Regions from separate parts of the Mus musculus genome. Here region 2 is linked to region 1. The links are chromatin loops, found by intact Hi-C in ENCODE. Cell type or tissue: left cerebral cortex. All regions are shown on one strand.

Region 1 (8,000 bases):
CTTTCCTCTCCCAACAAAGTATGGCACCCAGGCTGGAACTGTGCTGGCTGCATGGGTGTCGAGGGAAGGGGGAATTGGGCAACTATGGCCAAAAAAAAAAGTGGTGTCCTGACTTTCTAATACCCCTTTTCCTTTGTTGCTACAGACTGGAGAAGGTCTGAAGGCCAGGCTGGTGAGTAAAGCCCCTTTCTCTCCTGCTGTTTCTCACTAGATTCCTTGACTTCCATGATAGAATCATACCTTTCTAAACCCACTGAAAATGTCCTAAGTTGGAAATGCATTTGATGTGCCTACTAAACATCACTGAGGCACCCGGCCAAAACCCGGGCTGGGGTTTTGGCCGGGTACCTTCTGATCACGTGGCTAGCTCACTGTGGCTTCCCCGGCATCTCCATAGAGTTAACCCGCCACCTATCACCAGCCTGAGAACTGATCGAAACTCCAAGCCTGGTTTCTAATGAATCCTAAGACTCCCACACTATTGTAAAGTAACGCAAGCAAGCAAGCAAACACACCAAAAATGTAGGTCAAGCGATCACTAGCCAGTTACTCTCTACTTAGCAACATCACACTCTTGCCTGGTGCTTCCATTTTCTCTCCTGTGCTTCCCAGGTTGTATGCATATTGTACTTGGTAGAGGTCAGACCCACGTTTCCTTGTATATTTATACTTATTGTCCCAAGGCTACATGTGGAAGAGCATTGTTTCTAATCCTGGTTACTGAATGGAAAAAAAAACCAAATAAACAAACAAATAAATCAAAAGGAAAGGGCATGAGTGGTCCTAGGAATGGTGTAGAGGAAGTTTACTGTAGCTAAAAGGGAGAACCCAGAGTGGACACGCCCCTGAGCCATGTGAGGAGAGTTGGGGAAGGGAAGGGAGAGAGGAGGGAGGCGAACCAGGTATAGCAGCCAGGAAGCCTAAAAGAGAACTGGGTACCAAAATGGCTGGATTTTAAATAGGGAAGGGCGGCTGGGGGTGGGGGGTGGAGGAGCAGCCCAGCCTTCCTCTCTTGGCTGGAGAAGGTTAGGGTAGTGGGCAGGGTATGTCAGCCAGGATTGAGGGATCCTAGAGCCTAGCATAGACCTTGATATGCTAATAGGCACCAGAGGCATAGGTAGATGGAAAAGACATATGCCATTTTTGCCACATATAAGGAGAATGACTCTTTTTTAGCAAGTATGAACTATCTTTTTAAATCCCAGAGGGAATTCTGGCTTTTGCCTAAAGGCTAGACTCTGGGAAAAGGAATTTCTTGGAACCTGACAATGTCATAAAGGCCTATATTCCCTCCATAAGGCCATCAATCTAATGTATACTTTATTTTGTATACATTCTTGTAAACCTGGGTTTCTACTTTGTCACATGCATCATAGGTTTTTGTAAACATCATTCATAGTCACATGCTGTCTGTCCCTTGCTTCATACACGTATTACTGACTAAATATCCATATTGTGTATGTTAGGTCTGCTTCTTCTTGCTGATTCTCACTGCACATCACTGCAAACCACACCGAATAAGCCCCAAGTGTGTTGTCCTATCACCCTGTTTCTCTAGGAAGTATAACCAGGAAGGGAGATTAGGATGCTGGCCAGACAAAGGTTTCCCAGAAAGCCATCTTCCTGCCACCCCCTATGGTGAAGCTCTGTACACTTGCATCCTGTGTGGACTAGCTCTCTAAATTTGCCAGCCCAGAGAGATAAATGCTTTCTCATTCTTTTATTTGTGGTGCTCTCTGGATACTAACGTTCTGAGGATTCCTGTATGGTGTTGGTGTACACACACACACACACACACACACACACACACACACACACACAATCGATATTAAACAACACGAATTCCTTTTATTACTGTGTCATTTACTGTTAGCTTTGTTCATGTTCCCATTATTAAAGAGAAATCATTACTTTACTTTTGATAAAGTTTAATTCATCAAAACTTGTACCTTATGGCTTATGTTCCTGAAATTTTGTTGAAGACCTTTGCTAAGGATCCCACGATGATGCTGTCTTATAACTTCTTTTATTAATGTATAGTGTATTTCTCACCTTCTAGTAGTGTCACATAGCATCTGATACAGGAAACTTGCAGTGAGCAAAGGTTTACTTGAGATCACAGTTTCAGTGGTGATGGATCCATGGTCACTTGGGCCTGTGACCAGGCAGCACATTGCAGCAGGGAGTGTGAGTAGAGAAAGCTGCTTGCCACACAGTAGGCAAAGAGAAGAGACGGGAAGGCCAGAGTCTCAATAACCCCTGGATGGCCAGAAGACTTTCATTTTTGCTATCTCTCTTAAAGATTCCACATAGTGCAGAGCTGAGGACTAAGCCTTTAACTCAGGGCCATTGGAGAATATTTCATATCCAAACTGCAATGACATGTTTCATGTGTAGGCCATTAATCCTACAGAATTCCTCACACTCTAGCTGTGAGGTAACAGTGAGTCCACTGATTTGTCTGTGTGCAGGGAATGGGTCTTCTCAATGCCATTTAGTACACCAACTATAATTTCCCCATTGAGGCAAGGTTTCCACTTGAGCGGATGTTCAGTCCAGATGGGCTTGCCCAAGGGCTCGCCTCCCCTGCTTGTTATCACTATTATGGCCTTAGTGGCTTCCGGATGTTCAAATGTTCCTTCCCTGTATCTACTTCCCTTTTAATTTGTGGGCAGCTCTTGAGCAAGGGATGCCATCTTATGGGTCTCAAAGTTACTGGCTGATCTCTCTGAGTCCTCTCTCCTCTCTCTTTGGTTTCAGAGTGGAGAGCAGCCCAGCAATATGCAGGTAAGTATCTGAAGCTGACCGGTTGGGTTGGGTCTTGCACAGAAGGGATGCAGAGGGACCTGACTTTAGAGGGAGGATTTTTCCAGGAGTCAAGTCCATATCCTGGAAATGAACACATTATACATACTACATGCTGCATACATGTTCCATGACAGGAAGACTGCTTCTGAGATCTTTTGCAGAAGAAAGGGCAGAATCTGAAAGGAACCTCTCAGATCATTTCAGAGAAGGGCCCCTCAGGCAGCCATGATGATACACACACGAAGTCCCAGTGCTTGGGAGGCTGAGGTCAAGATCATGATCTTGATCATGAGTCAAGATCATCCTGGGCTATATAGGGAGACCTTGTCTCAAGAAATGGGCAGGTGTGTACCCTCTAGTTTCTCAGCCATCGAGTGGTTGTGTTTGGGGTCATGGGTGTTGGAGTGTAGGTCACTGAATGATCTCAGAGGTTCCCTGTAGTATTAAGAGCCCTAAAATTGCTGTAAAGCAGAGGCACAACATTGACGTTCAGACTGGGCGATAGGACCAGAGGACACAGAAGCCAACAAATATCTGTCTCCTCATTGCACAAGGCTTGGCTCCGTCCTCGCAAATCTACTCATGAACCTACCTCATTTGGAACCTAAGAGTGGGATTCAGGAAGAGTTGTTTTTGGGAATGATCTGCATGATGCTCTGGGAAGAGGGATGGTTGACAGAATTGGTGGGTGGGAAGGAGTGTGATACCACCAGTTGCTCCAACTGGTCAACTAGAAGTTTTCCGAGGAACAGAGGAGAGGCCAAATGAGAGCAGAGAAGAGGAAAGAGCGGGAGGTGGAGGGAAGTAGAAGGGAGAGGAATGGAGGGGAAAGAAGAGGTTTCTGAACCTTCCTCAGTAGGTACTAACCTTAAGCTTCTGCTCAGCGGATGTGACCTTGGATCCTGCCACAGCGCACCCTAGCCTGGAGGTCTCCAACAACGGCAAGACCGTGTCCTCCCGCCTGGGGGTGCCCAGTATTGCAGCTGGGGACCCGCAGCGGTTCTCGGAGCAGACCTGCGTGCTGAGCCGGGAGCGCTTCTCCAGCGGCCGCCACTACTGGGAGGTGCACGTGGGCCGGCGCAGCCGCTGGTTCCTGGGCGCCTGTCTGGAGTCGGTGGAGCGCTCCGGGCCCGCGCGCCTGAGCCCGGCGGCTGGCTACTGGGTGATGGGGCTGTGGAACCGCTGCGAGTACTTCGTGCTGGACCCGCATCGCGTGGCACTGGCGCTACGCGTGCCTCCCCGGAGGATAGGCGTCCTGTTGGACTACGAGGCCGGGAAGCTGTCTTTCTTCAACGTGTCTGATGGCTCGCACATCTTCAGCTTCACCGACACTTTCTCAGGGGCGCTCCGCGCCTACTTAAGGCCCCGAGCTCACGACGGCAGTGAACATCCGGATCCTATGACCATCTGCTCTTTGCCGGTTAGAGGGCCACAGGTCCTCGAAGAGAACGACAACGACAACTGGCTACAGCCCTATGAGCCTCTGGACCCCGCCTGGGCTGTTAATGAGGCAGTGTCCTGACCTCAAGGCCAGGTCCAAGCACTGTCCTGAACTCCTGGACAGCGCTTTGCTCTCCTGCAGCCAAAGCAGAGTCAGCAGAAAGAGGACAGAGAGAGAGGGCCTATACAGATGAATGTATATAATTATCTTTAAACAGACAAATGAAAGATTGTTTGTGTATATAGCAGGATTCTGGAGTGTGCAGTGTAGAAGATGGGAAAGAATCATAATTATCCGCTAATGTGTGTATAGTTCTGTATAGTGTATATGTGTGTGTGTGTGTGTGTGTGTGTGTGTGTGTAATTTTGTGGATCCTGCAAAAGTCTAGAAGTAATGTCATTTCATAAGCAATGAGTTCACCTTTGGCTCAGAATACAGTTTATAGCGACTTCCTTGATCATGTATGTGGCAATTCGAACATGAAATTCAATAATGGCAGTGATGTGGCTGGCTGGGGGTAAGCAGTGGTAGAGTGCTTGCCTAGCCCGAGGGATAGCACACATCTTCAACTTCACTGCCGATTTCCCCAGAAAAGTGCATTGGATCCCCCGCTCAGGTGGAGCAGGATAAGGATGGCAGGAATGCAGCGATACTCCTAAAACATAAACATACATATAAGTAACATTTACAAACAGAAAAGGCTATATTTAGCAAAATATAAGTATATACATATACTCATCTAATATCATTAATTTTAAAAGCCATGATTTTGAAAGAGAGCTAGAAGTGAGGCATAGGAGAATTTGAGGGAAGGAAAAGGAAAGGAGAAATTATGGAATTTTGTTACAATCTCTTAAAATTAAAAATTAAGATAATGTAGTATTAGGCAATAACTAAAACCCAAATGTATAAGCCCATGCTAACACTTTATTTTTCCTCTGTTTGCAAAGGAAGTCTTAGAAATAATTAAGTGAAACCTTTCTAAAAGAGAATGGGGAGGGTGGAATGGAAAAGCTATTAGCTTTGCATCAAGGAAATAATCAGTATAGACCAAAAAACAAAAAACAAGCAAGCAAACAAAAAACTGATGGCTGATAAGCCCACCAGGCAGTCTATTGAAAAGCAAGATGGCACCAATCTTATGTAGCAATCTTACATATTTCTTAAAATAGTGGAAATATAAACACAACTGAGAAAAAAGTGTATGAAATGATTCCTAATGATACCTGTAGACTGGAGCCTAGCATCATCATTATCAGAGAGGCTTCATCCAGCAATTGATAGGAGCAGACACAGAGACCCACAGCTAAACTTTAGGAGAAGCACAGTAAATCTCCTGAAAGGGAGGAGGAAGGTTTATAGAAGCCAGAAGGGTCAAGGACAAGGACACTGTATGAACAAAGCCCACAGAATCAAATAAGCTGGGCTCATAGGGGTTCACAGAGACTGAAGGGAGGATCAGGAAGACTACATGGATCTGACCGAGGTCCTCTGCCTATATTTTACAGTTGAGTAGCTTGGTGTTCTTGTGATGCTCCTAACAATAGGTGCAGTGGCTGCTGCTGGTTCTTTTTCCTGCTTTTGGGGCCCTTTTCCTCCTACTGGGTTGCCTTGCCCAGCCTTGATATGAAGAGATGTGCCTAGTCTCACGGCATCTTATTTTGCCATGTTTGGTTGATATCCTTGGGAGGTCTGCTCTTTTCTGAAATAAAAGAGGAGTGGATCTGGAGGAGAGGGGAGATAAGTGGGGGCTGGGAGAAGAGGAGAGAAGGAATCACAGTCAGGATGTTATATATGAGAGAAGAATAAACAACAAAAACAAATACAATTGTTTTAAGTAGGGGAAAGGACTTCAGACTCTTTCCTCAGCTTACTAGCATCCTCACATTCTTGGGAGAGCTTTTTCCTTTCTTAAAAGGCGCTCTCTCTCTCTCTCTCTCTCTCTCTCTCTCTCTCTCTCTCTCTCTCTCTCTCTCTCTCCTTTGAGACAAGGTTTCTATGTGTAGCCCTGGCTGTCCTGGAACTCACTCTGTAGACCAGGATGACCTTGAACTCAGAAATCCTCCTGCCTCTGCCTCCAAAGTGCTGTGATTAAAGGTGTGCGCCACCTATTTCTACTCCATATCTAATGTAAAAGTCATGGTGTTTTCTTCATCTTTTCCTTTTGCATGCCAGAGTTTTCATCTCCTTTGTACCAGTTTGCTGTAAACTCTGATAAAATTGTCCTTGAGCTTCCTTTAGAAAAATAAAGGAAAAGGGAAATGGGGATAGTACTATTGCAATGATAATTTGCAGGATGAGCCATGTAATGACATTTACATTTTCAAGGATGAGATAAGACATTAGGTCAAAGAAAAATGAATGGGAGCCCCCAAATATGAAAATACTTATGTGAGTGTTGATTTTTAGTTAGTGCCATAGTGATGCAGGGAAATATTGTTCTTCAAAAATAAGTGTTGAGAGCTTTAGAGATGCTTGAGGTAAACACAATGACTATTTTACTCTCAGGTGCTCCCCCAAACCCCAGAAAGCAAAGGTGGTGATTGATAGCGTCTCTGGTTAACTCATCTGCAGGGACTTGACATACCTTGAGGTAGGCTTCAAGTGTGTCAGATTCAAAGAGCTGAAGTGGAAATGTCTGGTTTCTTCGGAGACTCAGTTGTGTCATGTAATGCTTTTCTGGAAACTGTCTTATCAGAGGATGTTTTTGCTGAAGCAGACACGTAGAAGATGTTTTGCTGAGAACAGATATGTGATGATTTTCTGGAAGCTGCCTGGAAAGGGGTATATGATGTTTTGCTAGAGCAGATGCTTGAGAGAACATGTGATGTTTGGAGAAGGTATAAATACATCCCAACAGTGAACAACACTGTGTGGTATTGGTTCGCCTTGCTACTCCTTGCTGGTCTTTGTCATGACTTCACAGAGAGAAACACACCAAAGAACTTCTGGTGGTGTTCTTGCAGCTTCTTGGCACTTCTGCAGACTCCAGCAGATTGACAGAGCCTTGAGGTTTCTCCTGGATCAACCTGCCACTGCTGATTCGTGAATGGTGTTTGCAAGTGGATCGAGATACTGCTGCTGATTTGTGTGAACTGAACTGCTGTTATTCTGACAACACAGATCGGATTCCCTCCAAAGAACAATTTCTAAACAGGTCCACACCCTCCTTTGCCCTATTAACCTTCTTTCCCACTACCTCTGGTGGGTGGTAGGCTAGAAGGGAGGTTAAAGCATTTAAGTACACTTATTAAAGTAGGTTTTGAAAAATATAAGCATACAAAGAGTGTGTTGGGAAAAAAAACCTAACAAACCAAAAGAGAACAGACCCAAAAGTTCAATGCTAGTCTCTGGAGGGGAAATGTTTGGTGACTGTTAATATTCTAAGTGCCTCTTTGTAGTATTAAATGGTCAGAGGTATGATTAGATTCGTTCTGTAGGGAGGGGAAAGGTGCCTTGTTGGTGTTAGTGAGCCAGGCTCTTACTATGCAGCCTAGAGGTTAGAAGCCACCTGTTTGTTACTATACAAAATAAACGTATTCATACTATCCAATGTTATGATGCCATAAATTTTTATGGTGCGACTGTTTTGGAGGCCCATGTGTGTGTGTGTGTGTGTGCGTGCACGTGCGCATGTACATGTGAAGGCTTTGGGTACCTCCCTCTATCATTCTCTTACCTTTATGTTTTGAGACAGGGTCTCTCAAGGAGCCTAGAGTTTTTAAAATTAAATATAAAATAGGCTGGTTTC
Region 2 (8,000 bases), 360 kb before region 1:
CAGAATTTGTAAAAAAAAATTCTGATTAGGTGAAGGTTTGTGTTAGTAGGGGGTATGACATCTCACCCTGCCATGGTCTTTACTTTTCTAATGTCAACAATATGCTTAACTTTGAACCCTTTCTCCTAATCTCCACTGTGTACAGCATTTTGATTCTTCCACATTTGTTCTTTTTTTTTTAAATAGTTGTAAAGATCAGTTTTTATCTGTATTCCTCAAAGTGTATGTGCCTCTATGTCTATGAGTTATCTTTATAAATAATGAACTTTTGATCATTTATTGCTGACAGTATATAAGTTTAAATCCTTCTTCCTAGGACACTGTTTTGATGATCTTGCAAGGTTATAATGGAATCACATTCAAGCCATACAGTTTAAGTTTATTTCTTAACAAAAGAAAAGATCCTACTAACTCATCCCTAACCACTGTCTTGAGTGTGTACTGTTAGAATTAAATCTACTTTCACTTTTTTCATTAAGACATTCACATGTGGTGTTGGGATATTAATGTCAGTATCAAAACCGACTAGGCACCAAAGTGTTGTTCTGTCAATCCTCTATTCCATGTCTTTGCAGATACACGCAGATATCCACTTGTATCCTGATCAGCCCCACCCTTTCATGATGGACACAGAACACGATTGCATTTTTGTTCCACAAGCTTTCCAAAAAATCTACAAGGCTCTTTAATCAAATGTGCAAGAATAATCTACCATAAATATTCAGTATAAATTCCCAAACTATAGATTGTTTGTAGTCAGTTTAGTTGAGCTTCAAAGAGTAAATTTTCATGAACTGCACACAGAACACAGTCACCAACTGTGATGGGTACCTCTGTGTGCACCCCTCCGAGAAATTCTTGGTTTGTTTCCACAACTCTGACTGCGCTTCTATCCTTTGGTCCTCAGTGATGCTTACAACTTACTATAAGAGCCTTACTGTTTATGTCTTAAATTGTAGCTAATTAATTTTATGAAATTGCAGAGATAGAGATTCAGACTAGAATTTTTTAGACCAGATGTGTAACAGAGCAGAGTGGTTAGATGACAGAGAATGTAAGAGTCCATGAGAGATAAATTATTTTTACATTAATTTAATGTTCTTTGCTACCAGAATAATGGTCCAACACAGTGGATTCTAGTGCTAGTTCTTAGTGGAATATTTCCCCTTTAAGTTTGAATGTGAGTATCTCACCCAAGCCCCACTTACCTGAAGTTCAAGGACAAATCTCCTGCCTTTCTCTCTCTCTGTTTTACTGGCTTCAAAGGAGAGGAGAGGTTCACTAGAGAACTGGTGGCAACTTGTGATGTCTGAAAGATACTTCCCTCTTTGGTTCTATAGTGAGAAGGGCTCAGGTCAGTGCTCCTGTCTCTTAGAAGTCATGATAGCATATATAGTGGACAGTATTGCGTCTCCCAGCCTAGGAGGTCAGACTGTCCCCTTTTACCTTGACCCTTTGAGTCCAAGAAGTAGCTGGTGTGTTACCAACTCCCCACGCAAAACTAAAGCTGCAGACACAAATTCTATCCTGAGGGAACTCACAAGCCTTCTTGGGCATTGAGCCCACGATGGCCTGCATATTAAAGTAGGCACTCTACCACTGAGTTATAGCCCCAACCCCATAGAAACTGTGGAGAATCAGTGGCTTACAAGGCATGACCTTGGAGACCTAGGGCCCCACTGTGGCAATTACAATGAACTTGACTGGCTCCAAGATATGACTTTCAGTCCTCAGTACTCTCTATTCCCCTGGCCTCTGTTAAGTCTGTGTGACCCAGTGTGTATTCTTAGGATGATAGCTTACTTGCTCATGTGATTCTGCAGTCCAAGATTCCATCACCTTCTCTACATTGACCCCTACTCGCCTTTTGCCAGACAGATCAAATTCCATGTTGCACATGAATCCTGACTTGTTCAGCAAACTACAGTTGCCTTCCTTTACACGGAGTCTTCATATGATGCCCAGAAAGTTATTCCGTTGATCCAACTGATATTAGTTTCCTTTATATGAGTTAGAATACATTACTTTCCTTCCCTCCCTCCCTTTCTGCCTCCCTTTCTTCCCTTGTTGCCTTTGGATTTTATCCACATTTATTAACTTTAAAATTAGAATACAAAGTAATAGGTTTCATCATTAGATCTTCATAAATATGTACTTTATACTTTGCTCTTATATTTATCCCTCCCCATTGCTATTTTAAATCCTCAATCATCCCTAGCTAGTTCACTTTCTTCCTCTAGCCCTTCCTTCCGTTTCCTGACTGCATGTATCCCTTTACCTTCTCCATTAATATCCTAGTTTGCTTTCTATTTCGGTGATAATGGCCATGACCAAAATTAACTTGGGAGGAAAGAGTTTATTTGATTTTATAGCTTATAGCCTATCATTCAGAGAATTCAGGGCAGGAACTTGAGGCAGGACCTGAAGCAGAGGCCATGGAGAAATGCTTCTTACTGGCTTGCTCCTATTAGCTTCTTCAGTTTGCTTTCTTATACAATATAGACCCACCTGGGGTGGTACCACCTACAGTGGACTTGATCACCTATGTCAATCATTAACTTAGGCTTGTCTAGACAATCTAATAGAGGTATTTTCTCAAATGAGATCTTCTCTTTGTAGATGACACTAGTAGTCAAATGGATAGGAAAACTAACCTTTACCATTAATATATTCCCCCCTTTCTTATAGTTTTATTAACTGCACATACATGCATGTAATTTTAAATCTGGATTCTATAGATGAGGTAAAATATTGAATGTGTCTTTCTGAATCTGGCTTGTTGTGCTTTACAGGAGGATTTTAAGTTGTATCCATTGTTTTCCTCGACAAATAAAAAGATAAATTACAAACATCTTTTAATATACTAAAGAACCATGGGTTACACAGAGCTGCTTATCTTTGGTGACTGTTTCCTGGGCTAAAGTCTAAAGAAAATTATATTTTGTGGTTGTCAGAACAGAGGTATTTTACTTGCTTATTTAAGTTTATTACCAATATTTTTGATGTAGACTGCCCAGACCTCAGCACAGATCAACAGTGTCTTCTTGTGTTGATTTTAGGGAAATTCAAGATTAACATAGGAGAAACTTGTAGCAGGGGACATTGTTAGATGAAACAAGAAAACCATTCCTTCTAGGAATTTTGTCATCTAGTGATTCTCCTGCATAGAAGTCAAACACTGTTCAGGAAAGTCTCTGTCTCATTTTCTCACCTATGTTCTTTCTGTCTTCCTTCCAACTTTTTTATTTTCAAAATGATATTGAATGTTTATTAGATTATATGTGCAGTTAAATTGTCATAGTTTATATAGTAGTGTGTTGATGACTATATCATAAAATCAATTTAATAAAGTCTTAGCTAATACCTTTTAATTATAAAAAGTTTACAGCCAACCTCACTTTAAATATTTTTTTTCAAATGCCTATACTCAGGGGTTCACATCTGATTCTGTTTCATTTCCTCAGACCTAGACAGAGAGCTTAAAGATGCTCTATGTAATGGGGGCCATCCCAAAAGTTGCTCCTTGTTTGTGGGATATGTTCTTCTATCTGGGCTGCATTGTCTGGCCTCAGTGGGAAAGGAAGCGCTTAGCCTCACAGAGACTTGAAATGCCAGGGTGGGATGACACATAGAGGGCCCCCACCCACTCAGAAAAGAAGGGGTTTAGGGATAGGGGAAGCATTGTGGGAGGGGGTGACCAAGAGTGACCACTGGGGCAGTGAGCAGGATGTAAAGTGGATAAGTAAAATAGATAGATAGATAGATAGATAGATAGATAGATGGATAGATGGATGGATAGATAGATAGATAGATGATAAATAAATATGTTCTGTGTAGCTTTGCTTTTTCCTTCCATCTTTAGGATCACAATATCTAGCTTTCTGGGGACCTTTCCCTCATTAATTACTTATTTATTGACTTTACATCCTATTCTTACCTCCACGCCAGATTTATTATCATTTTTTTAACCTTTCACACAGCATTCATACTTGAAAAAAAGGACAATTCTCAAGCTTCTGTGAGTAAAACCAGATCAACCAATTGCCTTCTCTTGCACAAGTTTACAGTTCCAGTCCCTAGAACAATGCCTGGCATCAACAATTCCTGTTATCAGAAAAGAAGTCTCCTATAAAGTGACCCAAGTGTAAATCTTGCTGCATGTAAATATCATCCTTTAACCAGGGAAGCCCTCATGATTTCCTCTTCATTTCCACATTGTAAAAATAGATCATATCTGAAATTTGATGTGCTCCATGAAATATTTCTGTTCCTGTTGCTTTAATTGCCACCCACATCATAGAATTGCAACCACTGTATCAGAAATGGGCTTAGAGATGTGAGAATACATGTCCAAGGTCAGAACTACTTAGGAGAAATGTATGAACTCTTGGCATTTGCCTTTGAAATAATGCCTTTTACCTGGCATCACATTGTGAATATTGACTTGGGTATGGTGTTTTTATTCTGAGTTTAGTCTTCTCTTCTTGTAGGAAATATTATTTGGGTTTTAAAAAATTCCTCTAAAACCACATAATTCCCCAAATACAAGACACAAAACCTTTATATTTATAATAAGCCTTAAAGCACTAGAGCTGAGGAGATGTCTACCCTCTATGCTATTTTGTCTACTTCCCTGTTAATAACCTTGAGATATCACTTGCCATGTTCCACCTGCACTGCTCCTACTCCAATAGCCTGGCCCTAATGGCCACACACTCATGATCTACATACACAAAGCAACTTTTCTTCCTCTTTTCTCCTTCTTATGATCTCTGCCTGAGATCCCAAGCCCAAGGAACATTTGCTCTGCCCTCTCCTTTCTGCTGACTCCAGGTTGTAGGCATCTTTATTAACCAATCATGGATAACTTGGCGGGCAAGGTTTACAACAAAAGCTGGTATACATGAAGATCTGCTCATCTTGGAGCAATCATGTGTTGGGATACAGAATTTGACATTTGAATACAAGCAGCACCAGACCAACCACCTACATTCTCTCGCTCTCAATTATACTTAGAGTCCACGTCCATTCTCCTATGGAGAATCGCTATACCTCTCTCCCAGACTCATTCCTTGGAGAAATTATGACACAAAGCAACTCTTAATATTTATTTCGTGAGGATCTAGAAGTGTTTTAGACCACCAGTTTTAATATTCAGATAAGTAAGAAGTACAATCATGATGCCTACTGAGGAATATCTTCTGGAGAATAATAGGTCTCTATAGGCAAGATGAGTTTTGTCATATGAGAAATATTAGATAATATTTGTATAAACTTCTGTTCCCCTCCTATGTTGTGCTTGTATCTCTCCCTAGTACCTTGCATAGAGCCCCCTTCACATCCTTGTTTCTTAGGGTATAAATCAGAGGGTTCAGCATTGGAGTAATGATAGTATAAAAGAGGGCAGCAAACTTCCCTTCACTCCCGGAATACACATGGACAGGTTGGAGATAGGTGTACATGGCTGAGCCATAAAAAAGAAAAACCACAGTAAGGTGGGACCCACAAGTCCCCAGGGCCTTTCTGCGCCCAGATCTTGACTTGATCTTCAACACTGCATGAGCAATGTGTGCATAGGTGCCTAGAATTAGTGCTACAGGACAGACCAAAATTACAGCTCCAGCCACAAACAAGTTGGCCTCTGTTCCTCCTGTGTCCTCACAAGCCAGCTTCAGGAGAACAAGCATCTCACAGAAGAAGTGGTTCAGGTGATGGCCACAGAGAGGTATGGTCATGATGAGGCTTGTCTGAGTCAGAGAGTTCACAAGGCCTCCCACCCAGGAGGAGATGGCCAATGCATGGCAGAGAAGGGGGTGCATAATGCTGGTGTAGTGTAGTGGATGACACACAGCGACATAGCGGTCGAAAGCCATCACCACAAGGAGCATACACTCAGTTCCACCCAGTAAGAGCACTATGAAGAACTGGGTCATACACCCAGCATAGCTCATGGTCTTGTCAATTCCAGAAATATTGACAAGAAGCTGAGGTACAATGCTGGTGGTGTAGCAGAGGTCCAGGAAAGAGAGGTTGTTAAGGAAGAAGTACATTGGTGTTTGTAGTCGCTGATCCATTCGTGAGATTGTGATGATGGTGAAGTTTCCAAAGATGGTTAGGATATAGAACATTGAAATGAAGACAAAAAAGATATGTTCCAGTTGAGGCCAGTCTGAGAAGCCCATCAAAATGAAGCCACCTTTTAAGGTGGTGTTGAAGCTGCTCATAGATTGTCACTCTCACAAAACAGAAGACAGCTCAATGCTTCCAATCAGAGCATGCACTTTGAAGTCACTTGAGCCCACAAAGTAACCCAAAGCTATATGAAGTCTGGCATATTTGCCTTAATTGTGGTCTACCTCATGTTGAATCTGCTAAGTGTCACAGTCTGAAGGCACAAGGAATCCTTGTTTTAAAAACTCTGCAGTTGGCTTGGATTCCAGAAACAGCAGGGCCTACAGGGAGGAGAGATTATCACCAACTTATCTACAAAGGACTGCAGCACATCATCTAATAGGAACCAGATATCAGTGATGACCATAGAGCAACTTCAGCACCATGATTGAGAAGATAGTGTGTAAGACCATACTTTAACCAGGACGCAGGCCAGGTCCTCATCCATGGTAGCAAACACTTTACACACTGAACCATTTCCCAGCCTCTGAATTATCTTTAAAACATTTAATTATTACTTTGAATCCCTACATACAGCATTTCAGAACATGCACATATGATTTTATACATTCAAAACACTAACAATTGTTTGTATTAAATTTCTAGTGTGTTTGTTCCTGTGTGTCTGTGCATGATTTTTATACATAAAATTCTTGATCAGCCATCATGTCCATTTTTTAGTCCATCTAAGAGTTTATATCATATATAGATAATAAAATATTAGCAAGAAAATATGCTCTCACTGAATTAATGTATTCACATTGCACAGCTAGAAGATGCACACACCAAAAGCTCTCATTGAAATGTATGTCTAAGCACAGCTGAGCAGACCTCTCCTTGCGTGCTTCTTTCTGCTCATCTACCAACAGTCTTACGAACATATCCTGACTCACATTGTCCAAAGGTGGTGTGATACTTCTGTGTTCTACAGGCATCTTTCCATTCAATGGTGACATAGTTACAAGTTGACTAATTCACTAGCTATATGTCTCACCATACACGGTCACTTTGGGATGTCTATAAAGCTTAGATGATGGGAAGGCACTCCTTGAACAATAAACACAACTACTTTACCAAAATATAAACACATAGAGACCAATGGTTATAACTGAAAATGATATTCTACATGTGGAGATTGTAGCAAAGGGTCCTTCCATCATCTGTTCTCATCTCCCTCTGTACAACTCCAGTGACGTTTATGTAGGATGATGCTAGCAAGAGGATGAACTCTCAGAACACAGTCCTTTCCATTGACCAAAAGGACATTGACAGATTTAGCTATTTCTAATATCCTTTGGGAATGAGGACTTATCCTTTAATACCTAGGGATATTAACAGAAACACACACCTAGAAGGGTGGGTGTGAAACCTGGGCAAGCAGGCACAGCATCTTCCTTTCTCTCTACACATTCTTTCCTTCACCTCACAGCCAACCCCCAGTGAAGAGTCAGCCTTTGCAAATGTTCCTATTGACTAACAGAAATAGTTTTTAAAGGATCCTGCATTAATTATCTCTTCCCACCATGGTATACATTGTATCTACTGTATGTACATGTATGGGCTCATGTGTGGCATGGCATGATTGTGAAGGTCAGAGCACAAGCATGAAAACTCCTTGTCTCCTGCTGTGTGGGTCCTGGCAGTGGAACTGAGGTCATGAGTGTTGTTATCGAGCTCCTTTACCTTCGAGCGATCTTGATGGCTCATTGTGCACCTTTAAACATCTCAAGACTAGGTGTTTCCACACAGAGATCTAAGTTTCCCTATCACCCACCAATTTAATATTGTCAGAATATGGTGAAACTTAAGTCAAACATGAAATTTGATTT

What was found. Peaks named below come from ENCODE experiments on the same cell type or tissue, not always from the same donor. Only the 100,000 strongest peaks of a DNase experiment are listed, where the experiment ranks them.
Region 2: it touches region 1 in a loop (1.9-fold over the local background); 9 of 42 quality-filtered maps call a loop at or near these places.

The regions. Positions count from the first base shown.
Region 1 is chr11:49,165,384-49,173,383 of GRCm38, reverse strand. It overlaps Btnl9 (butyrophilin-like 9), which reads left to right. Exons shown (of 10, transcript NM_172793.2): 8 at 146-172; 9 at 2,761-2,787; 10 at 3,693-5,059. The coding sequence ends at 4,330. Among named protein-coding and RNA genes, the nearest start is that of Olfr1394, 9.4 kb to the right of the region's middle. In left cerebral cortex, no CTCF peak of the experiment used is centred here; a DNase peak (open chromatin) is centred at 4,003; H3K4me3 peaks cover 443 bases.
Region 2 is chr11:49,521,949-49,529,948 of GRCm38, reverse strand. It overlaps Olfr1383 (olfactory receptor 1383), which reads right to left and starts at 6,224. Exons shown (of 1, transcript NM_207574.1): 1 at 5,289-6,224. The coding sequence starts at 6,224. The coding sequence ends at 5,289. In left cerebral cortex, no CTCF peak of the experiment used is centred here; no DNase peak of the experiment used is centred here.